Linked DNA regions of Homo sapiens: regions 1 and 3 are each linked to region 2. Evidence: chromatin loops called from intact Hi-C (ENCODE). Cell type or tissue: mammary epithelial cell. All regions are shown on one strand.

Evidence for each region. A loop is a pair of places that touch in the nucleus more often than their neighbours do. Peaks named below come from ENCODE experiments on the same cell type or tissue, not always from the same donor. Only the 100,000 strongest peaks of a DNase experiment are listed, where the experiment ranks them.
Region 1: a loop joins it to region 2, with 20 times the contacts of the local background. A loop is called at or near these places in 2 of 110 quality-filtered maps.
Region 3: it touches region 2 in a loop (22-fold over the local background); 6 of 110 quality-filtered maps call a loop at or near these places.

What each region holds. Positions count from the first base shown.
Region 1 is chr5:97,874,370-97,882,369 of GRCh38, reverse strand. It overlaps LINC02234 (long intergenic non-protein coding RNA 2234), which reads right to left. Exons shown (of 3, transcript NR_146299.1): 2 at 803-940. Among named protein-coding and RNA genes, the nearest start is that of LINC02234, 38 kb to the right of the region's middle. In mammary epithelial cell, a CTCF peak has its summit at 4,616 (motif pointing left); no DNase peak of the experiment used is centred here.
Region 2 is chr5:98,346,248-98,354,247 of GRCh38, reverse strand. No RefSeq gene overlaps it. Among named protein-coding and RNA genes, the nearest start is that of LINC01846, 190 kb to the right of the region's middle. RefSeq lists a silencer at 4,309-4,603. In mammary epithelial cell, a CTCF peak has its summit at 4,355 (motif pointing right); a DNase peak (open chromatin) is centred at 4,737; H3K27ac peaks cover 564 bases.
Region 3 is chr5:97,293,464-97,301,463 of GRCh38, reverse strand. No RefSeq gene overlaps it. Among named protein-coding and RNA genes, the nearest start is that of RIOK2, 110 kb to the right of the region's middle. RefSeq lists enhancers at 3,439-3,498, 3,509-3,558, 3,599-3,718. In mammary epithelial cell, a CTCF peak has its summit at 4,187; no DNase peak of the experiment used is centred here.

The sequences.
Region 1 (8,000 bases), 470 kb after region 2:
ACAAATTCATAGTATTCTAAAAATGTTTCACAATGTATCATTTCAAAAGCAGATGCAAAAGTGATAACATAGATGTAAATTTGTATCACTCCTTTTGTCAGAAAAAAAACAAATTCTTAAAAATACTGTCTATGGATATTTCTGAGTAATGCTCATGGAAGCTCTGAGGTAAATGAATTTTGGTTTCGAAACCAAAAAGTCTTCTGTAATATGCTTTTTCAAAATCTGTGACTGTTAACTACATAGGAGAAATTACATTAAAAATGAAAAGGTTATTTAACAAGCTAGTGAGTGTCTTTTTTTTTTTCTGATGAAGTCTGTCTTTTGGGAACACTGCAGGGCAAACAAACTTCTGATTGATTAATGACTGATCCAATAAAATTAATACACTCCTGTAAGTTACATGAAACACAGGTCCAAGGAACAGATGGTTGAATATATCTGTAGAGCCACACTGACAAACTGCAGATAAAGACCTAATGAAACTATTAAAATAAATTTATATATGTCAAACATCTGTTCTTTTATAGCTAGTACAATAAGTAACAGAACAGAAATGGAATCAATTTTGTCCCCAAAATAATTGTTGCATTGTTTAAATTTTGACATTGGCCAGATGTTTAAAGGTGGTCTCTTGATTAACATATATAAATATACAGGATTATTCCTTTTGCAAAAGCTTAAATAAAAGAATGAGAACAAAAGGTGGTAGCTAACTTTTCTCATCTATATATTTCTCAAATACTCAGTGTTATATTTTATATGTATTACCCACAAAGCAGTAACAGTTTTGTCTACTTACCACATTAAAAACATTTCATCTTTTGCAGCACTGACTTTACCACTCTTTATGCTGTTGACTTGCAGGCATCAGTGTCTATTGGTGGATATCAATTTTAGTCCATATGGTCAAAGATAGGTGATAGATTGTTTTAAAATCCTAAATGGATTCAAGAGAGATTTGTTGTCAAAGGAAAGATAAAAATTTAGTGTAATTGTATGTTTCCACAGTGCTGTCACTTTTCACAATCTCTTTAAAAACTCCTATTAATTTATGTGAATTTTAAAGTATAATAAAAGAATGTCTCACTAAATGTGTTGATGAGTACAATTGAAATATATTACGGAATTTTATCCAAATGTATTATAATTTTCTATAATAATGTGAATTTGGTTAGGAAGAAGCAATTAGAGTATATTCAGAATATTTACAACATAGTTCATTATTTGTTTTTTTACATTAGGTGATTAGTTATGCCTCGTGACACCTATTATATCTATTCTATCAAATTTTGAGGGGCAGATATTAAGCTGCCTAGCTACAGCCTTCAGTTGATATATTTTCTAGGATAGTAAACCTAATTAGCATGATGCTAAGAGATTATCAAAAGCTTTTCTATTTTACTAATGACTAAAATTTAGCTCTTTTCCACGCTGATAATAAATTCAAAATGGCAAAATAATGTATACATTGTCCTATTAATGAGATACAATCACAAGCAACTGATTTCCAAAAGTGTCAAATTCTGTTTAATATTATTCCAATATATCTACAATTTACTAGAGTTAATTTTATAATATAATATTTTGGAATACAATTTTGATAGAGGTCTAAATAATTTAATAATTAAAAAAATTTAGAATGTATAGGCAATTTTTTAAAAAGTGGTGTTTCTACTTTTCATACTGTTCTACAGAAAGAATAACTTTCTAAAACAGCCTAAGAGTATAGGCAACAATATTCAGTGTGACAAATATGAAAGATATATTTTGATGACAAATCAACATCTCTCATTGTACTTGTTAGCCATTTTTCAATACTGCACATGTCATGCAAATACCATGAGACCACACTATATAACACACACATCAATAAATAAAGGAAATGTGGAGATTGATTTGATTTTTATTTTTAGTTTACTCTGCTCAAAAATATTTTCCTCTGAAATATGAGATAAAAATAAATAAATAAATACATCCAAAACTTTCTCTTTAAACTGTTAGTATAAATCTATAATTTTTAGAAAGGGAGAAAAATTAGTAAGTTAATTTCTATGTAAAATAAATATTTAAATACCCTAAAAATTAAAACAGAGTAACTTTAAATTGGTATATTCTGTTATTTTTCAAGATACCCTATTTTTTTCTGGATTTTTAAAGAAAGAATAAATTGTGAATAACTTTAGAGTTATAGCATATTATTGTACACCTTTTTAATGCAAATGAAACATCTTTGTGTAGTGTAACTAATATTAAAAGGCAATCATTTAATTAAATTCTATATTCCTTTAAATTTCTAAATAAATATGGATTTTCTATATAATGAGAAACAAAATTTCAAAATATATTTTTCTTAGATTTTTCAATCTTATTAAAATACTTACTGTTACAAATTCACAAATAATACCTTAAAATAGCTTGCAATTTTAAAATACTCATTCATTACCCTGTTAATGATCTGGAGCGCACTGACTAGATATAAAGATTATATATTTAAATACTGCTATTCCTAAATAGGTTAAAGGCACATTTTTGATGATTTAACCAAATAAAAAAAGGAAACTAAGCAATTCAGAATTATAAATAACATTTTAGTGCTCTTTGCTCTGTATCTTTCTGTTTGTCTGATTAAAGCTTTGTATAGCTAACCATCTGAATAAACAGAATATGTATGACTAATGTCAATATGTCAGTCATGAATAAAACAAAGCACCAATAAATATATTCACTGAACTATTACGAAGCTCATATAAGATAATGTACATGAAAGCACTTCGGAAACTGTGAAGCAGTACATAAACGTAAGGTGTTATTATCATTATTATGTACTTCTGACTGTACACGAGAAGAATAGCAGTCAAATCTATTGTAAAACTGCATTCTTAGAAGACAATGAACTTAATATTCTAAAGCTGATTCACAGGTGGACTTTTGTATTTGAAACACTAGACAAAATGAGCAATCTGAAAAAAAAAACATTCTGATAAAACTCACAGACATCCCAGAAACTCTCTCTTATTGAAAAGAACACGTGTCTTTATTTTGTTACAGTATAATGGGAGTTTTTACATGTCTTTTTCAATGCTTTTATAGAGTTAAAAAAGAGTCAAAGATAGGGAATCAGAAATTGAAATCTGGCCCCAATTTTACTCTAGTTTACTACATGATTACAAGAAGACTTAATCTCTCAGACTTCAGTTTTTACATTATAAATGTGTCTAAAATGGCTTTCTCAGAAGGCTTGATAAAATAAAACATTTGAATACCATCCACTAATCTGATGTGTAATATGTTTAAGTATAAATATTTAAAATAATCTTTAAAAATTTCCCCCTCCTTACCAGCCTGTTATGAACTAATGTTACCTTAGCGTGTATTCACCAAATATTTTGGGCACATTGTCTCCCACTTGCTCACACATGGCATCCCACCCTACAAACATTTCCCCAAACTATTTCTGGAAATCTTCCCCGGCATCTTGTTTGGCAGCAATGGAAATGCATAGATCTGACCACTCATGAGTTTTCAATAACCAGACACTTTTCTATGTTCCTCTGGTCAGGACACTCTCCCATACCTCACAGCATATTTTTCCGTGCTCCATTTTCTTAAACCATTGAATCAACCACTTCCCATCTAACTTTTAGTGGATGATATTTTGTCTGACTTTGCAAAGAAAATAGAGACAGAAGAAGGGTGAGTAAAGTTAACAAGATTGCATGCTACACTTTAAAATAGCTATGAGAGGATTTTGTTCTTACCACAAAGAAATGAGTGTTTGCAATTTTAAAAATGCTAAATACCTGGATTTGATCATCCCACAATGTATATATGTATCAAAACATCTCACTTTACTCCAAAATATTTACAATTATTATGTCTTTATTTAAAAAAATAAAAAGGAAACTAATACTACTTTCTTTTTCTTGTACTGCCCTTTTCTCCTTCTCCTGGCTTAGAATGAAGTATTTGTCACTCTTATGTGAGTGTAATCTTTCTACCTGCACTTTAGAGCAGTGTTCCTCAAATTATCTTTAAACAACCAAAAATTTTAAAATTCTCAATCAATACAAGCTGACATTTTTATTAGATTCAACTAATACAAAATGACTGTGTAAAATTAGTATAAAAGTTTCTGAATGCTTATTTTCAATTTCTGTACCTCACCTCACAAATCAGTAACAGTTGATGAATCAAGACCAGTTCTTGGACCTGACTTGAGTAGCATTTATTAGTGTGCAGCACCTCTCATCTTTTTAGGGCCATTGAAGTATGAATTATCCCCTCTTCTGCATCCTTCTCCTCGTGTGTTGGCTTCCTCATTCACATTTAAGCATGCTTATGTTTCTTCTCCCTTCAAGCTACCATTCTATAGCTCAGCTGTACTTTTCATCTAACAGTTTTAAAGAGTAATCTGCAGTAACCATAGGGTTGCCCTCTTCTCTACCTCACTCCTAAGCTTACTGCTGTCTGGCTTCCATCTCAATTGTGCCACTGGAACTACTCTTGCCAAACAAATAATCAGGGATTTTTTTTTTCCCCTGAGACATTTGGCAATGGCTGAAGACATTTTGTCACAACCGAGGCATACTACTGGCATCTAGTGGGTAGAGGCCAAGGAAGCTGCTAAACATCCCACAATGGACAGAACAGTTCCTCAAAATAAAGAATTACCGAGTCCAAAATGTGCTGAGGTTGAGACACTGTTTTAAAAGCAAGTGCCACATTTCAATCCTAATATATCTTGACATCTTCCAGGATTCGACACTGTCAAATAATCTGTAATTCCAGATTCAGGGGCAGCATCCAATCGGCTGAGTTCAAGTCATTCACCTAGGCTCTAGCTGACGAGCAACTGAGAGAAAGAATATCTGCTCCCCTTTGCTCCTATGTTTTCTTTCCATCTAGAGATTCCCCTCTAATTTGTATTCAGATGATAGATAAAAGAAATGATGAAGGTTGACTATAGTGTCCCAAACCAACTATGCATTTCCTCAAACCTTCCATGCTTAACTCACTGACATGGCCCAAAACCAGAGTTGCCACACCAAACCTGCCTCTTTTTCTTTTATTTTTTTTTCTCTTCTTCCTCCCTACCATCTAATTACCAAGTCATGCTCACTCCACTTGCTATTATCTCAAATCTACTCATTCCTCTTCATCTCAATCTCCAATATCATTGTCAATAAGAAGGCTGAAGAAACAAGCTTCAAAAATGGGCAGAAACCAAGGGCCTCTGAGTCTGGAATGAGTGACCCACAGAAGCAGGAGATGGAATAGAAGTCATTCCAGCACTGACAGTGGCAGAAGTGGCTCCCAGCATCTTGTGGCTGTGGTGCTGGGTTATCCAGTCTCAGTGAGACTCCTTGTGTTACATGAGTATTTATGAATCATCATTTTGCTCCTATACTCTTATTAAAGCATCCTGTATCCTGATTTCTTGCTTTTAACCTCCCCACAAAACATTCTCAAAACTGCATTCAGAGTTGTCTTTCTAAAATACAAATCTAACCAATTCATCTCTTTTCATTAAAACCATTCAACGGCTTCTAATTCTCCTGTGGATAAAGGCAACCTCCTTATTAAGCTTTGTCCAGCTTTGTGATCCAGCACCTGACTCCTTCTCTGTTCTCAACTTTGATTCTTTAGATTCGACATATGTGTGAGATCATACAGTATTTGCTTTCTGTGCCTGCTTATTTAACGTAGCATAATGCCTTCTAGGTTCATCCATGTTAATGCAAATGATAGGAATTCCTTCTTTTTAAAGATTTAATAGTTTTCCATTTTTATTCATTCATCTGTTGACAGACACTTAGATGGGTTCCATATCTTGGCTACTGTGAATAATGCTGCAGTGAATGTGGAAGTGCACATATCTTGAGATAGTGATGTTATTTGCTTTGGATACGTACCCAGGAGTGGGATTGCTGGATCATGTAGTGGCTCTTTTTTTAATTTTTTGAAGAACCTTAATACTACTTTCCCTAATGGCTGTACCAATTAATAGTCTCACAGTGTATAAGGGTTCCCTTTTCTCCACATCCTTGCCAACACTACTTGCTCCTTCTATGTTATCAAAGAATACACAGTCCTCTCTTTATACTTTTATGTTATATTGTATGTACACATTTTATTTATCTGTATTCCTTCTCCCTTTATGGAGAGATAAACCCTTTCAGAGCATACATTTAATATGTTGTATTCATTGCTTTATCTCTTGTCCCTAGTTTATCACTGGGCACATGGGAGGTGCTGAATAACTAGTTTATGCGACAATAATGCCTGGATTCTGTTTCCTCCCAGTGCTGCTCCTTCTTTCCTGCCAAGGTCTTTCTTCCCTTGTACCTTGTCATGGTCTCCTTGCTTACCATGGATTCCCCAAGAATAACACTACCTTTCCCAGGGCATACTTTGCCCATTTTTACCCAAAGCAAAGCATGAAGGTTAGGAGTCACAAAACTTTGCTACGTTCCCTCAATTCTTTGCTGAACCTGAGTCACACTGGCTCTTATGGAAATGGTGAAAATGCCTCTCTTCCTGGTACAGTCAAACAAGTCCCAGAATCCAGGCTTGGAGTACATGCTGTTCCTTCTATTTCTGTCTGTCTTCCACTCCCACCTTTTATTTTGCCTCAAACAATATCTTCAGAAAACATTCTTCTCACATATCTATCCCATGCCCTCCATATAAACTATCTATATAAATGAACACCAGCTTCCAGCTTACACTGAACCAGGACTATCTCTAAGAAAGAATATATACAATTATAGCTTGCTCATATTCTTTGATTGTTATAAAATGTCCTCAATGGAAGAATCAGAAATACACACTCAGTTGAGTAAAAGTTAAAATGTAGGTATAGCACATAGAAGCAATATTATTTTTCACATCTTTTGCACACACTAAACTTCCATTTCCATTTATAAGAATCACTTACATTGGAAGAATGGACCCTCAGCCGACTATAGGGGTCCTTAACCCAAATGTAAAAATGTAATAGATATGTTGGCTCTTGGAAATAACCAAAGAAAGAACATTTTAATAAAAATAAATAACAAAGTTTCTAATAGTGTATACAATAAATAAAGCATTTTTATGATAAAGTATCACTTCCATGTCACTCACTCGAGAATGTTCACTAATTCTGTATTCTTAAAGCAGAAGTAAAAAGCCAAGATGGGAGCCAGAATTTATGATTGTTATCTACCATGTAACCTCAATATTTAATTTATAATATGAAGAACTCTAATTTTTCTATCATAAGAGGACATTTATAGAATTTTAGTCCTAAATTTTCAGGAAAAAGAAATGATAGCTTTCAATATTTAATTGTTGTTATTTACAAATATTGCTCCCACTCACAAGTACTAGAAGGGAAATTATTTCCATAAGAGATGTAAATTATCTGTAAATATCTTTATCCATAATGGCACATCAAATCATGAGAGACTAGTAAATCATTTGTCGAGGCACACACAATAATCATATTGAAGAAAAACTCTTCAACGTTCATACTTCATGCAAATTTATTCCCACACTCTAGCTAGATCTTCTATCTGTTCATCTGCTTGCATGTGTTGCAGGATTGCTGTTCACCATCTACTTTCATGTCTGTGTATAATTTTCACATTGTTCTGGAATTTACTGAACTATTAAATTTATAGTTCTGACTCATCTGTACAACTTGGGAAAATTTTTGAGACAGAAGCCAATTCTCCGTGGATATGTTCCTTCTTCACTTTATGTACTACTCTTAGTTTCTCTTAATCTTTTTCCTGCTGAACTGTATCTTCCTGATTATCATGCTATCTCAAAAGCAAAGGAGTATGTTTCAGATGTTTTTATGTAAAGAGAGAGACTAGCATTCTTATCCATTAAAAATCATTTTTGTGTTTATAAACCAAAGTTGTGTTTTCCTCCCTCTCTCCCTTTCTTCCTTCCTTCCTTTCTCCTTCTCACTCTCCCTTCTTCCCTTCTTTTTTCTTCTCTCTGTGTGT
Region 2 (8,000 bases):
ATTTCTGTGAAGAGTGTTATTTGTATTTTGATAGGGATTACATAGAATCTGCAATTGTTTTGGGTAGAATTGTTGTTTTAGCAATATTAGTTCTTCCATTTCATAAGCTGGGCATATCTTTCCATTTTTTTGTGTTTTTTTCAATTTCTTTTATCAGTATTCTATAGTTTTCCAAGAGGAAAAACTTATTTATAAAAATAAATCTTTCATCTCCAGTTAAATTGATTCCTGGGTATTATATATTTTTGTATCTATTGTAATTAAGATTGCTTGCATTATTTCTTTTGTGGATTATTTGCTGTTGGTGTATATAAATGTCAGTGATTTTTGTTTGTTGATTATTTTATCCTGAAACTTTACTAAATTCATTGGTCAGTTCTAACAATTTCTTGGTGGAGTCTTCAGATTTTTCCAAATGTAAGATCATGCCACCTGTATGCAAGGCTAATTTGAATTCTTCTCTTTCTGACTTGGATGCCCCTCCCCACTTTTTAATTGTTCTGTCCCAAACTTCTGGTATTATGTTGAATAAAAGTGGTGAAAGTCGGTAGGCATCCTTGTCTTATTCGAGATCTTAGAGATAAGGCTTTCAATATTTCCCCATTCAGTATGATGCTGGATGTGGGTTTGTCACATATATGGCCTTTATTATTTTAAGATATATTTCTTCTATACTATATTTTACATATGTATTTATATATACATACATGTACACACTATATATGCTATATCTATATTATTTTAGGGTATTTGCTGCAAAAGTAATTGTGGTTTCTACTATTAAAGGTAACTAAAGGTAAGTAATTGCAAAACTGCAATTACTTTTGCACAGAAGAATATATTCCTTCTAAGGTATATTCCTTTGTTGAGGGTTTTTATCATAAAGCAGGGAGCTAAATTTTATCAAATGCTTTCTCAGCATTCTACAGAAATGATCATATGGTTTTTGTTCTTTGTTCTTTTAATGCAATGTGTCATATTTATTGATTTGCCTATGTTGAAACATCCTTGCATCCCTGGGATGAATCCTATTTGATCATATTGAAAGACCTTTTTAATGTATTTCTGAATTCAGTTAGCTAGTAGTTTATTGAGGACTTTTGCATCTGTGTTCATCAGTGATATTGGCCTGTATTTTTCTTTTTGTTGTGTCTTTGTCTGGTTTTGGTATCAGGGTAATGCTGGCCTCACAGAATGAGTCTGAAAGTATTCATTCCTCCTCACTTTTTTTTTTTTTTTTGAAGAGTTTGAGTAGAATTGATATTAGTTATCCTTTAAACATTTGGTAGAATTCAGCAGTGAAGACAACAAGTCCTGGGATTTTCTTTGATGGGTGACATTTTCTTATGACTTCAATTTATTGATTTGTTGAGGTTTTCTATTTCTTCATGGTTTAGTTTTGGTAGTTTATATGTGTCCAGGAATACATTCAATTCTTCTAGGTTTTTCAACGTATTGGTATACTGTTTTTCATAATAGTCTGTAATAATTCTTTATATTTCTATAATCTCAGTGGTTATGTCCCCTTTTAATTTCTAATTTTATTTATTTGGGTCTTCTCTTTTATTCTTAGCTGAGCTAAAGTTTTGCCTATTTTTTTTCCAAAAATCTATGTGTTTCATCCATCTTCTGTTTCTTTGATCTAACTTTTTGTTTCATTGATTTTGTTTTTTTTTAGTTGCAATGTTATTTATTTCTGTCCTGATCTTTATTATTTCTTTTCTCCTACTAATTTTATGTTTGCTTTGTTCTTGCTTTTCTAGTCCTTCAAGGTGCATCATTAGTTTACTTGAGTTTTTTCAACTTCTTTTTGATATAGGCATTTATTGCTACAAACTTTGCTCTTAGTACGCTTTTGCTGTATCCCATAGATTTTGAAATGTACTTACATTTTTATTTGTTTCAAAAGAGTTTTATATTTTCTTCTTAGTTTATTCACTGACCATATTGGTCATTTAGGAGCATGTCAATATCCATGTGTTTGTGTACTATCTGAGCTTCCTCTTTTTATTGATTTCTAGTATTATTCCACTGTGGTCAGAAAGATATTTGATTTTGTTTCTAACTTTTTGAACTTGTTGAAACTTGTTTTGTGGCCTAAAATATCATCTATTCTGGAGAATATCCCATGTGCTGATGAAAATAATGTATATTCATCAGCAGTTGGATCAACTGTTCTGTAAATGTCAGTTAGGCCTTTTTATTTTAGTATAGTTTAATGTCAATGGTTTTTTGGATTTTCTTTCTAGATGATCTGTTCATTACTAAGAGTAGGGGTGTTAAAGTTTCCTACTAGTATATTATTATATTGCAGTCTATCTATCCCTTTAGATATATTAATGTTTGCTTTATATACTTGGGTACTCTGCTGTTGAGTGCATAGATATTTACAATTGTTATCTTCCATTCTGTATTGACTCTTTTATCTTTATAAGACCTTCTTTGTCTCTTTTTACAGTCTTTTCTGGTCATCTATTTTATCTCATGTAAGTATAGCAACTGCTGCTCTTTTTGGTTTCCATTCACATGAAATATCTTTTTTTTCCTACACTTTCAATCTAGGTGTGATTTTATAGGTGAGGTTTCCTATAGGCAGAATTTAGTTGGATCTTGCTTTTTTATTCATTTAGTCACTCTATATTTTTAATTGGAAAATTGAGTCCATTTACATTCAGCATTATTATTGATAAGTAAGGCCTTACTACTGCCATTTCATTGCTTGTTTTCTGGTTGTGTTGTAGCTCCTCTCTCTCTTTCTTCCTGTCATCTTTTGTTGTTAATTGATTTTTTTACTTGTAGTATGTTTTAATTTGTTGATTTTTACTTTTAATGTATCTATTATAGGTTTTTGCATTGTGGTTACCATGAAGCTTATGTGAAATATCTTATAGATATAACAAATTATTTTAAAGAGATGACAACTTGTATTAGATAACACAAAAAAGAGTAAAAACAAGCAAACAAATAAAAAACTAAAAACAATCTTTATATTTTGACTCTATCATCCCACATTTTGATTTTGGTTGTCTCAATTTACATTTTTTATTGCCTATCTCTTAAGTTTCTGGAGCTAATATTATTTTATATGTATTTATCTTTTAGGCTTCATGCTAGAGTTATGGGTGGATTGCACACTAAAATTACAGAATTGGAGTATTCTGGGGATGATTTTGTACTTAATTTTACCAGTGGATTTTGTACCTTTAAATATTTTCTTTTTTCGCATTAGTATTTTTTTTTTGTTCAGATTGAAGAGTTCCCTTTACCATTTTTTGTGAGGTAAGTCTGGTGGTGATGAATTCTCTTAGCTTTTGTTTGCCTAGGAAAGACTTTGTGACTCCTTATTTGAATGATAGCTTTGCTGGATAAAGTGTTTTTGAATGGCAGGTTTTGTTTTTTGTTTTTTGTTTTTTGTTTTCTTTTCAACACTTTGAAAATATTCTGCTCCCTCCTGGCCTGTGTGGTTTCCACTGAGAAGTCTGTCATCAGATGATTGGCATTTCTTTACATGTTGTTTGCTTTTTTTCTCCTGCTGCTTTTTAGGATCCTCTCATTGTCTTTGGCCTTCGAGAGTTTAATTATTATATGTCTTGGCGTAGTCCTATTTGATGTTCTCTGTCCTTCCTATACGTGAACTTTTATTTCTTTCTCAAGTTTTGGAAACTTTTCTGTTATTATTTTTTGAGTAAGTGTTCTACCTTGTTCTTTTGCTCAGCTGCCTTTTGAATACTAGTAATTCTTAGATTTTGTCTTTTGAGGTAATTTTCTATATCTTATAGGTAGTCTTTATTCCTTTTGACTTTATTTTTTTGTTATTTCTCCTGTGACTGTGTACTTCTAAACAGCCTGTCTTTGGGAGCACTGATTCTTTCCTCTGCTTGGTACATTCTGCTGTAAAGAGCCTTCAATGAATTTTTGAATTCAGCAAATGTGTTTCTCAGTTCCAAGATTTTTGTTTGATCTTTTGTTATTATTTCAATCTCCTTGTAAAATTTATCTGATAAATTTATAAATTGCTTTTATGTGTTATCTTGGAGAGCACTAAGTTTCTTTCAAACTCCTATTTTGAATTATTGGACAGAGAGCTCATGTAACAGTCTTGTTAGGGTCAGTCACTGGTTCCTTGCTTTGTCTGTTTGGAGAGGTCATGGTTTCCTTTTCGCTGTTTTTTTTTTGTGTGTGTGTGTGTGAATGTACATCTATGTCTTTGCATTTAACAGTTATTCATTCCAGTTTTCTCTGCCTGGCTTGTTTTGGTTTTTATTGGCTATGTTTACTTAGAGATTCTTCATAATTTACCTGTTGAATTTCTTATACTTTTTTCCGCTAGGTCAGTGCCTCCTTTTCAGCACTAGATGGCACTTTAAGCCCATGTTTGCCTTTGCTCTAGCAAATTATCAGAGACTGATCATCAGAAATAGGGGAGGTCCCAAAGGGGATATCCTGGCAGTGTGGAACGGCTGGCTGTAATTTGTGCTCAGGGGCCCCGTGGAATGTACCTCCTACAGCATGGTACTGCTAAGCAGCCACTCCGATTTGGCATGTCATTTGGCTGAATTACAGAGCAGTTTCTAGCATTCAGGATGTTAGTCCTGCCTCTCTACTTTGTCTTTGGCTGTCCTCAGAGATGTTTCTCCTTTTAGGCACTCACCATGCTTCCCACAGTTTGAGGTAGGGACAGGTCTCCTGTCAGGGAACATAAGAAAGTAGAGAAGCTGACTGTCAACCTCAGTCTCACTTTCTCCAGTGTGGAAACTGAGAGTCAATCAACATTTTCCACATACTTGGGGCAGGGCAGATTCCAGGGAGGGGTGTCATTGTCATGAATATATGGCTCTCTTACCGTCTGCTGGAGTTTTTTTTACTTCTCTTTGGCTCCAGGAACTGATTCATCCTCATATTTGTGTTCTAGGATATTGCTGGTGATCATCTTGGTGCTATATATTTGTTTTTGGTTTTCTGTAAAAGGGAGCGAAGCCAGCTTGTTTCTATGCCACCATTTTCGAATTGGAATTATGACTATAGGGCACCACAGTCTTGAACTCCTGGGCTCAAGTGATCTTTTTTTTTTTTTGTCTGATATATTTTAAAAAATTTTTTATTTTATTATTATTACACTTTAAGTTTTAGGGTACATGTGCACAATGTGCAGGTTAGTTACATATGTATACATGTGCCATGCTGGTGTGCTGCACCCATTAACTCGTCATTTAGCATTAGGTATATCTCCTAATGCTATCCCACCCCCTTCACCCTACCCCACAACAGTCCCCGGTGTGTGATGTTCCCCTTCCTGTGTCCATGTGTTCTCATTGTTCAATTCCCACCTATGAGTGAGAACATGTGGTGTTTGGTTTTTTGTTCCTGCGATAGTTTACTGAGAATGATGATTTCCAATTTCATCCATGTCCCTACAAAGGACATGAACTCATCATTTTTTATGGCTGCATAGTATTCCATGGTGTATATGTGCCACATTTTCTTAATCTAGCCTATCATTGTTGGACATTTGGGTTGGTTCCAAGTCTTTCCTATTGTGAATAGTGCCGCAATAAACATACGTGTGCATGAGTCCTTATAGCAGCATGATTTATAGTCTTTTGGGTATATACCCAGTAATGGGATGGCTGGGTCAAATGGTATTTCTAGTTCTAGATCTCTGAGAAATCGCCACACTGACTTCCACAATGGTTGAACTAGTTTACAGTCCCACCAACAGTGTAAAAGTGTTCCTATTTCTCCACATCCTCTCCAGCACCTGTTGTTTCCTGACTTTTGAATGATCGCCATTCTAACTGGTGTGAGATGATATCTCATTGTGGTTTTAATTTGCATTTCTCTGATGGCCGGTGATGGTGAGCATTTTTTCATGTGTTTTTTGGCTGCATAAATGTCTTCTTTTGAGAAGTGTCTGTTCATGTCCTTTGCCCATTTTTTGATGGGGTTGTTTGCTTTTTCCCTTATAAATTTGTTTGAGTTCATCGTAGATTCTGGATATTAGCCCTTTGTCAGATGAGTAGGTTGCGAAAATTTTCTCCCATTTTGTAGGTTGCCTGTTCACTCTGATGGTAGTTTCTTTTGCTGTGCAGAGGCTCTTTAATTTAATTAGATCCCATTTGTCAATTTTGGCTTTTGTTGCCATTGCTTTTGGTGTTTTAGACATGAAGTCCTTACCCATGCCTATGTTCTGAATGGTAATGCCTAGGTTTTCTTCTAGGGTTTTTGTGGTTTTAGGTCTAACATGTAAGTCTTTAATCCTTCTTGAATTAATTTTTGTATAAGGTGTAAGGAAGGGATCCAGTTTCAGCTTTCTACATATGGCTAGCCAGTTTTCCCAGCACCATTTATTAAATAGGGAATCCTTTCCCCATTGTTTGTTTTTCTCAGGTTTGTCAAAGATCAGATAGTTGTAGATATGTGGTGTTATTTCTGGGTGCTCTGTTCTGTTCCATTGATCTATATCTCTGTTTTGTTACCAGTATCATGCTGTTTTGCTTACTGTAGCCTTGTAGTATAGTTTGAAGTCAGGTAGTGTGATGCCTCCAGCTTTGTTCTTTTGGCTTAGGATTGACTTGGTGATGCGGGCTGCTTTTTGGTTCCATATGAACTTTAAAGTAGTTTTTTCCAGTTCTGTGAAGAAAGTCATTGGTATCTTGATGGGGATGGCATTGAATCTATAAATTCCCTTGGGCAGTATGGCCATTTTCATGATATTGACTCTTCCTACCCATGAGCATGGAATGTTCTTCCATTTCTTTGTATCCTCTTTTATTTCATTGAGCAGTGGTTTGTAGTTCTCCTTGAAGAGATCCTTCATGTCCCTTGTAAGTTGGATTCCTAGGTATTTTATTCTCTTTGAAGCAATTGTGAATGGGAGTTCACTCCTGATTTGGCTCTCTGTTTGTCTGTTATTGGTGTATAAGAATACTTGTGATTTTTGTACATTGATTTTGTATCCTGAGACTTTGCTGAAGTTGCTTATCAGCTTAAGGAGATTTGGGCTGAGACAATGGGGTTTTCTAGATGTACAATCATGTCATCTGCCAACAGGGACAATTTGACTTCCTCTTTTCCTAATTGAATACCCTTTATTTCCTTCTCCTGCCTAATTGCCCTGGCCAGAACTTCCAACACTATGTTGAATAGGAGTGGTGAGAGAGGGCATCCCTGTCTTGTGTCAGTTTTCCAAGGGAATGCTTCCAGTTTTTGCCCATTCAGTATGATATTGGCTGTGGGTTTGTCATAGATAGCTCTTATTATTTTGAGATACGTCCCATCAATACCTAATTTATTGAGAGTTTTTAGCATGAAGGGTTGTTGAATTTTGTCAAAGGCCTTTCCTGCATCTATTGAGATAATCATGTGGTTTTTGTCTTTGGTTCTGTTTATATGCTGGATTACATTTATTGATTTGCATATGTTGAACCAGCCTTGCATCCCAGGGATGAAACCCACTTGATCATGGTGGATAAGCTTTTTGATGTGCTGCTGGATTCGTTTTGCCAGTATTTTATTGAGGATTTTTGCATCAATGTTCATCAAGGATATTGGTCTAAAACTCTCTTTTTTGGTTGTATCTCTGCCCGGCTTTGGTATCAGGATGATGCTGGCCTCATAAAATGAGTTAGGGAGGATTCCCTCTTTTTCTATTGATTGGGATAGTTTCAGAAGGAATGGTACCAGTTCCTCCTTGTACCTCTGGTAGAATTCGGCTGTGAATCCATCTGGTCCTGGACTCTTTTTGGTTGGTAAGCTGTTGATTATTGCCACAATTTCAGAGCCTGTTATTGGTCTATTCAGAGATTCAACTTCTTCTTGGTTTAGTCTTGGGAGGGTGTATGTGTCGAGAAATTTATCCATTTCTTCTAGATTTTCTAGTTTATTTGCGTAGAGGTGTTTGTAGTATTCTCTGATGGTAGTTTGTATTTCTGTGGGATCGGTGGTGATATCCCCTTTATCATTTTTTATTGCGTCTATTTGATTTTTCTCTCTTTTCTTCT
Region 3 (8,000 bases), 1.1 Mb after region 2:
GGCTCCGGCCACACAGGAGTCCACGGAGGGGGTGGGAGGCTCAGGCATGGTGGGCTGCAGGTCCCGAGCCCTGCCTCACGGGAAGGCAGCTAAGGCCCAGCGAGGAATCAAGCACAGCACTGGTGGGCTGGCACTGCTGGGGGACCCAGTACACCCTCCGCAGCCGCTGCCCTGGGTGCTAAGCCCCTTATTGCCTGGGGCCGGCAGGGCCGGCCGGCTGCTCCAAGTGCAGGGCCCGCCAAACCCATGCCCAGCTGGAACTCCAGCTGGCCCGCAAGTGCCGCGTGCAGCCCCGGTTCCCACTCACGCCTCTCCCTCCACACTTCCCTGCAAGCTGAGGGAGCCGGCTCCGGCCTTGGCCAGCCCAGAAAGGGGCTCCCACAGTGCAGCGGTGAGCTGAAGGGCTCCTCGAGTGCTGCCAAAGTGGTAGCCCAGGCAGAGGAGGCACCGAGAGCGAGCGAGGGCTCTGAGGACTGCCAGCACGCTGTCACCTCTCAATACCACACATCTACAACCATCTGATCTTTGACAAACCTGACAAAAACAAAAAATGGGGAAAGGATTCCCTATTTAATAAATGGTGCTGGGAAAACTGGCTAGCCATATGTAGAAAGCTGAAACTGGATCCCTTCCTTATACCTTATACAAAAATTAATTCAAGATGGATTAAAGACTTAAACGTTAGACCTAAAACCATAAAAACCCTAGAAGAAAACCTAGGCAATACCATTTAGGACATAGGCATGGGCAAGGACTGCATGTCTAAAACAGCAAAAGCAATGGCAACAAAAGCCACAATTGACAAATGGGATCTAATTAAACTCAAGAGTTTCTGCACAGCAAAAGAAACTACCATCAGAGTGAACAGGCAACCTACAGAATGGGAGAAAAGTTTTGCAACCTACTCATCTGACAAAGGGCTACTATCCAGAATCTACAAAGAACTCAAACAAATTTACAAGAAAAAAACAAACAACCTCATCAAAAAGTGGGCAAAGGACATGAACAGACACTTCTCAAAAGAAGACATTTATGCAGCCAAAAGACACATGAAAAAATGCTCGTCATCACTGGCCATCAGAGAAATGCAAATCAAAACCACAATGAGATACCATCTCACAGCAGTCAGAACACCGATCATTCAACAGTCAGGAAACAACAGGTGCTGGAGAGGATGTGGAGAAATAGGAACACTTTTACACTGTCGGTGGGACTGTAAACTAGTTCATCCATTGTGGAAGACAGTGTGGTGATTCCTCAAGGATCTAGAACTAGAAATACCATTTGACCCAGCCATCCCATTACTGGGTATATACTCAAAGGATTATAAATCATGTTGCTATAAAGACACATGCACATGTATGTTTACTGCAGCACTATTCACAATAGCAAAGACTTGGAACCAACCCAAATGTCCATCAATGATAGACTGGAATAAGAAAATGTGGCACATATACACCATGGAATACTATGCAGCCATAAAAAAGGATGAGTTCATGTCGTTTGTAGGGACATGGATGAAGCTGGAAACCATCATTCTCAGCAAACTGTCACAAAGAAAAAAAAACAAACACTGCATGTTCTCACTGATAGGTGGGAATTGAACAATGAGAACACATGGACACAGGAAGGGGAACATCACATGCTGGGGCCTGTCGTGGGGTAGGGGGAGGAGGGAGGGCATAGCATTAGGGGATATACCTAATGTAAATGACGAGTTAATGGGTGCAGGACACCAACATGGCAACCTACCCTACAACTTAAAGTATAATAAAAAATAAAAAAATAAAAAATAAAATAAAATCAATTATGACAAACAAGCTTTTCTGATCCAAAAAAATTAAATCTAATTGATATTTCCTTAATTTCATTTTTTTTAAAATTTAAAATTTGAAATGAAAATATCACTTTAAATCTGATAGTATTGATATAGGAGTTAAGAAGGAATTACTTAGGCTAATAGCAAGAGCATGAGAGCCCTCGGTAAGGCTTTTCTTTTTTTTTTTTTTTTTTTAATGAAAAGCAGCCCCACATCATTTTCTGTAAAATCAGCCTGTAAAATCAGGCTGCAGACACAGATAAGCAAGCTGGGAGCTTGCCTGGGTCAAGGCCAGCAGCAACTAGGGACTAGACATGTTCAAAATGGCGGCTTCATCTTCCTTCTTCTTTGTCAGCCAAGAGTATAGTAAAGAGCAGACAAGATGGCACTGATCAACTGGAAAGTCCATTTGCATAATAATATTAGGGTGGGGCCACCAGCCTTCCCTGTGCACTATGTAGACATCATATCTGATAGAACCAATCTGTGAGCCCTACATACATCAGACACCATCGTCTCCAGCCTGCCTATAAAATTTGCTGCAGTCCGCTTCTCTCCTCTCCCCTTTCTTGTGTCTATCATTTCCACTCCTTAACCCACCCACATGTGTCCGTGTCCTGAATTCTTTCTCAGCACACAACAATAAACCCCCAGGTATATATCCCATGGTATATACCTGCTGCTTGGTCGTATGGTTGCTTCAGTATTAAATACCAGGGCCAGGCATGGTGGCTCACGCCTGTAATCCCAGTACTTTGGGAGGCCAAGGCAGGCGGATCTCGAGGTCAGGAGTTCGAGACCAGCCTGGCCAACATAGTGAAACCCCGCTCTACTAAAAATACAGAAACAACCTGGGTGTGGTGGCATGCACCTATAACCCAAGCTACTTGGGAGGCTGAGGTAGGAGAATTGCTTGAACCCGGGAGGCAGAGGTTGCAGTGAACCGAGATCATGCCACTGCACTCCAGCCTGGGCGACAGAACAAGACTGTCTAAAAATATAAAAAATGAAAATAAAGAGCTTATGTATTAGACAGACAAAAGAGGCATAGCAACATGGCCAAATTCTCTAGCGATCACCCCCCTGCAGGAACACCAAATTGAACAACTATCTACACAAGAAAGCATCCTCATAAGAACCAAAAAAAAAAAAAAGTGAGTGATTACTGTACCTGCTTTTAACAAAATATCAAGGAAAGAGGCATTAAAGAAGGTAGGAAAGGCAGTCTTGCATTGCCTATACCACCCTTCCATCATTTCGTGGCAGTACAGTCCAGATAATTACTATGCTTTGGGAAACCAGAGTGAAGTCAGTGTTGAACTTTGCATTGGAACTCAGTGCTACCTGTCATAGCAAAACACAATGCAAGGCAGAGAGCTTTGCTGGTATCGACAGGAAACATTTAGACCAGCCCTGGGCCGGAGGGAAACTCTCAGCCCCAGCAGGAGGAACCCAGATCACAGCTGGTTCCACCACTGGCTGACTAAAGTGACCTAGGGCCTGGAATAAAACTGAGTGGCCATCTGGCGAAAAGGACTACTGTCCTTGGGCAAGGCCTGGTGCTGCACTAGTCTCAGAGGCAATAAGACTTGGGGTGCATGTGACCCAGTGTTATACCAGCTGTGGCAGGTAAGAGAATAAAACTGAGTGGCCATCTGCCCAAAGGACTACAGTCCTTGGGCAAGGCCTGGTGCTGCACTAATCTCAGAGGCAATGGGACTTGGGGTGCATGTGACCAAGTGTAACACCAGCTGTGGCAGCTAAGAGATTACTCATGTCACCCCTCCCAGAACTCTTGGCAGTGCAGCTTGGGGAGAGATTCCTACTTGGGGAAAAGAGAGGGAAGAATACAGAGGACTTAAGTCTTAGAAGTTGGGTACTAGCTTAGCCACAGTAAAATAAACATCAAGAAGAGCCCTAAAGCTCCTGACTCTAGGCCCTAGCTCCTGAACAGCATTTATACACCGACCCTGGGCCAGAGGAGAACTTGCTAACCTGAAGGGAAAGACACAAGCCTGGCTAGACTCATCACCTCCTGACTAAAGTGCCCTTGGCCCTTGATAAACATCAGCTTTAGCCAGGCAATAGTGACCACAGACCTTTAGCAAGACCCAGTCCTGGGCTGGTTATAAGTTGGACCCAACAGGGTCCCAGTCATGGTGGCTATAGGTGTGCTTTTGACACCCCTTCCCCAACCCCAGGCAGTTCAGCACAGGGACTTCATTTGTTTGGGGGAAAGCAAGGGAAGAGAACAGGAGTCTCTGCCTGATAATCCAGTGAATTCTCTCAGATCTTATCCAAACCACCACCAAAGCGGTACCACTAGGAGTCTCTGTGACTCTTGTCACAGAGGCACCTCTGTGACTCTTGTAGAGTCACAGCGTTACTGGGCTTGGGGTGCGCCCTAATGTAGATATGGCTGCACTGACCAAAATCTTAGATCACAACACTCAATTCGCTTTGAATACTTGGAAAGCCTTCCTAATATGGGTGGGTGCAAACAAGTCCAAACTGCAAACATTGTAATAAACACCTAGCTCTTCAATGCCTAGACATCAATTAATGTCCACAAAGATCAAGAGCATCCAAGAAAACATGACCTCACCAAACAGACTAAAGAGTGACAGAGATATACGAATTTTCAGACAGGGAATTCAAAATAGCCGTCTTGAGGAAGCTAAACAAACTCCAAGATAACACAGACAAGGAATTCAGAATTCTATCAGAGAAATTTAACAAAGAGTAATTGATTTTTTAAAATATCAAGCAGAAATTTGGGAGCTTAAAAATTAAATTGACAAATTGAAAAATAAACACAAAGTCTTTAGCGAGCAGAATTGATCAAGCAGAAGAAAGAATTAGTAAACCTGAAGATAGGCTGTATGAAAATACAGTCAGAGAAGACAGAAAAGAGAAGAAAGCATACCTACAAGATCTAGAAAACAGCCTCAAAGGGTCAAATCTAAGAGTTGTTGGCCTTAAAGAGGAAGGAGAGAGAGAGAGAGACAGAGACAGAGACAGAGAGAGAGAAGTTTATTCAGAGAAATAGTAACAGGGCTTAGGATTGACTTGGCGATGCGGGCTCTTTTTTAGTTCCATATGAACTTTAAAGTAGTTTTTTCCAATTCTGTGAAGAAAGTCATTGGGTGCTTGATGGGGATGGCATTGAATCTGTAAATTACCTTGGGCAGTATGGCCATTTTCACGATATTGATTCTTCCTACCCATGAGCATGGAATGTTCTTCCACTTGTTTGTATCCTCTTTTATTTCCTTGAGCAGTAGTTTGTAGTTCTCCTTGAAGAGGTCCTTCACATCCCTTGTAAGTTGGATTCCTAGGTATTTTATTCTCTTTGAAGCAATTGTGAATGGGAGTTCACTCATGATTTGGCTCTCTGTTTGTCTGTTGTTGGTGTATAAGAATGCTTGTGATTTTTGTACATTGATTTTGTATCCTGAGACTTTGTGGAAGTTGCTTATCAGCTTAAGGAGATTTTAGGCTGAGACGATGGGGTTTTCTAGATATACAATCATGTCATCTGCAAACAGGGACAATGTGACTTCCTCTTTTCCTAATTGAATACCCTTTATTTCCTTCTCCTGCCTAATTGCCCTGGCCAGAACTTCCAACACTATGTTGAATAGGAGTGGTGAGAGACGGCATCCCTGTCTTGTGCCAGTTTTCAAAGGGAATGCTTCCAGTTTTTGCCCATTCAGTATGATATTGGCTGTGGGTTTGTCATAGATAGCTCTTATTATTTTGAAATACATCCCATCAATACCTAATTTATTGAGAGTTTTTACCATGAAGGGCTGTTGAATTTTGTCAAAGGCCTTTTCTGCATCTATTGAGATAATCATGTGGTTTTTGTCTTTGGTTCTGTTTATATGCTGGACTACATTTACTGATTTGCGTATATTGAACCAGCCTTGCATCCCAGGGATGAAGCCCACTTGATCATGGTGGCTAAGCTTTTTGATGTGCTGCCGGATTCGGTTTGCCAGTATTTTATTGAGGATTTTTGCATCAATGTTCATCAAGGATATTGGTCTAAAATTCTCTTTTTTGATTGTGTCTCTGCCCGACTTTGGTATCATCACACTACCTGACTTCAAACTATACTACAAGGCTACAGTAACCAAAACAGCATGGTACTGGTACCAAAACAGAGATATACATCAATGGAACAGAACAGAGCCCTCAGAAATAATGCCACATATCTACAACTATCTGATCTTTGACAAACCTGACAAAAACAAGAAATGGGGAAAGGATTCCCTATTTAATAAATGGTGCTGGGAAAACTGGCTAGCCATATGTAGAAAGCTGAAACTGGATCCCTTCCTTACACCTTATACAAAAATCAATTCAAGATGGATTAAAGACTTAAACGTTAGACCTAAAACCATAAAAACCCTAGAAGAAAACCTAGGCATTACCATTCAGGACATAGGCATGGGCAAGGACTTCATGTCTAAAACACCAAAAGCAATGGCAACAAAAGCCAAAATTGACAAATGGGATCTAATTAAACTCAAGAGTTTCTGCACAGCAAAAGAAACTACCATCAGAGTGAACAGGCAACCTACAAAATGGGAGAAAATTTTCGCAACCTACTCATCTGACAAAGGGCTAATATCCAGAATCTACAATGAACTCAAACAAATTTACAAGAAAAAAACAAACAACCCCATCAAAAAGTGGGCAAAGGACATGAACAGACACTTCTCAAAAGAAGACATTTATGCAGCCAAAAAACACATGAAAAAATGCTTACCATCACTGGCCATCAGAGAAATGCAAATCAAAACCACAGTGAGATACCATCTCACACCAGTTAGAATGGCAATCATTCAAAAGTCAGGAAACAACAGGTGCTGGAGAGGATGTGGAGAAATAGGAACACTTTTACACTGTTGGTAGGACTGTAAACTAGTTCAACCATTGTGGAAGTCAGTGTGGCGATTCCTCAGGGATCTAGAACTAGAAATACCATTTGACCCAGCCATCCCATTACTGGGTATATACCCAAAAGACTATAAATCATGCTGCTATAAAGACACATGCACACGTATGTTTATTGCGGCATTATTCACAATAGCAAAGACTTGGAACCAACCCAAATGTCCAACAATGATAGACTGGATTAAGAAAATGTGGCACATATACACCATGGAATACTATGCAGCCATAAAAAATGATGAGTTCATGTCTTTTGTAGGGACACGGATGAAATTGGAAATCATCATTCTCAGTAAACTATCACAAGAACAAAAAACCAAACACCGCATATTCTCACTCATAGGTGGGAATTGAACAATGAGAACACATGGACACAGGAAGGGGAACATCACACTCTGGGGACTGTTGTGGGGTGGGGGGAGGGGGGAGGGATGGCATTGGGAGATATACCTAATGCTAGATGACGAGTTAGTGGGTGCAGTGCACCAGCATGGCACATGTATACATATGTAACTAACCGGCACATTGTGCACATGTACCCTAAAATTTAAAGTATAATAATAATAAATAAAAAAAAGAAATAATAACAGGGAACTTTTCAAACACAGAGAAAGATAAGAATACCCAGGTACAAGAAGGTCACAGAATACCAATAAGATTCAACCCAAAAAAGATGATTTCAAGGTATATAATAATCAGACTCTCAAAGGGCAAGGATAAAGAAAGAATCCTAAAAGCCACAAGAGAAAAGAAGCAAATAACATATGAAGGAGCTCTGATATGTCTGGCAGCAGACTTCTCAGCAGAAGCCTTACCAGCTAGGACAGAGTGAAATGACATATTCAAAGTGCTGAAGGAAAACAAACTCAACCTAGAATAATATATCCAGCAAAATTATCCTTCAAACATGAAGGAGAAATAAATACTTTCACAGAAAACAAAAGCTGAGAGATTTTGTCAAATATCAGATCTGTCTTACAAAAAATACTAAAGGGAATTCTTCAATCTGAAAGAAAAAGATGTGAATAAACAATAAGAAATCCTCTAAAGGTATAAAACTAAATCACTGATAATAATAAGTACACAGACAAATATGGAATACTTTAAAACTATAATTGCAGTGTGTAAAATACTGATATTTAGTAGGAAGACTAAAAGACAAACCTACCAAAAATTAGTAACTACAACTTTTTAAGAGATTGACAATATAAAAATACAT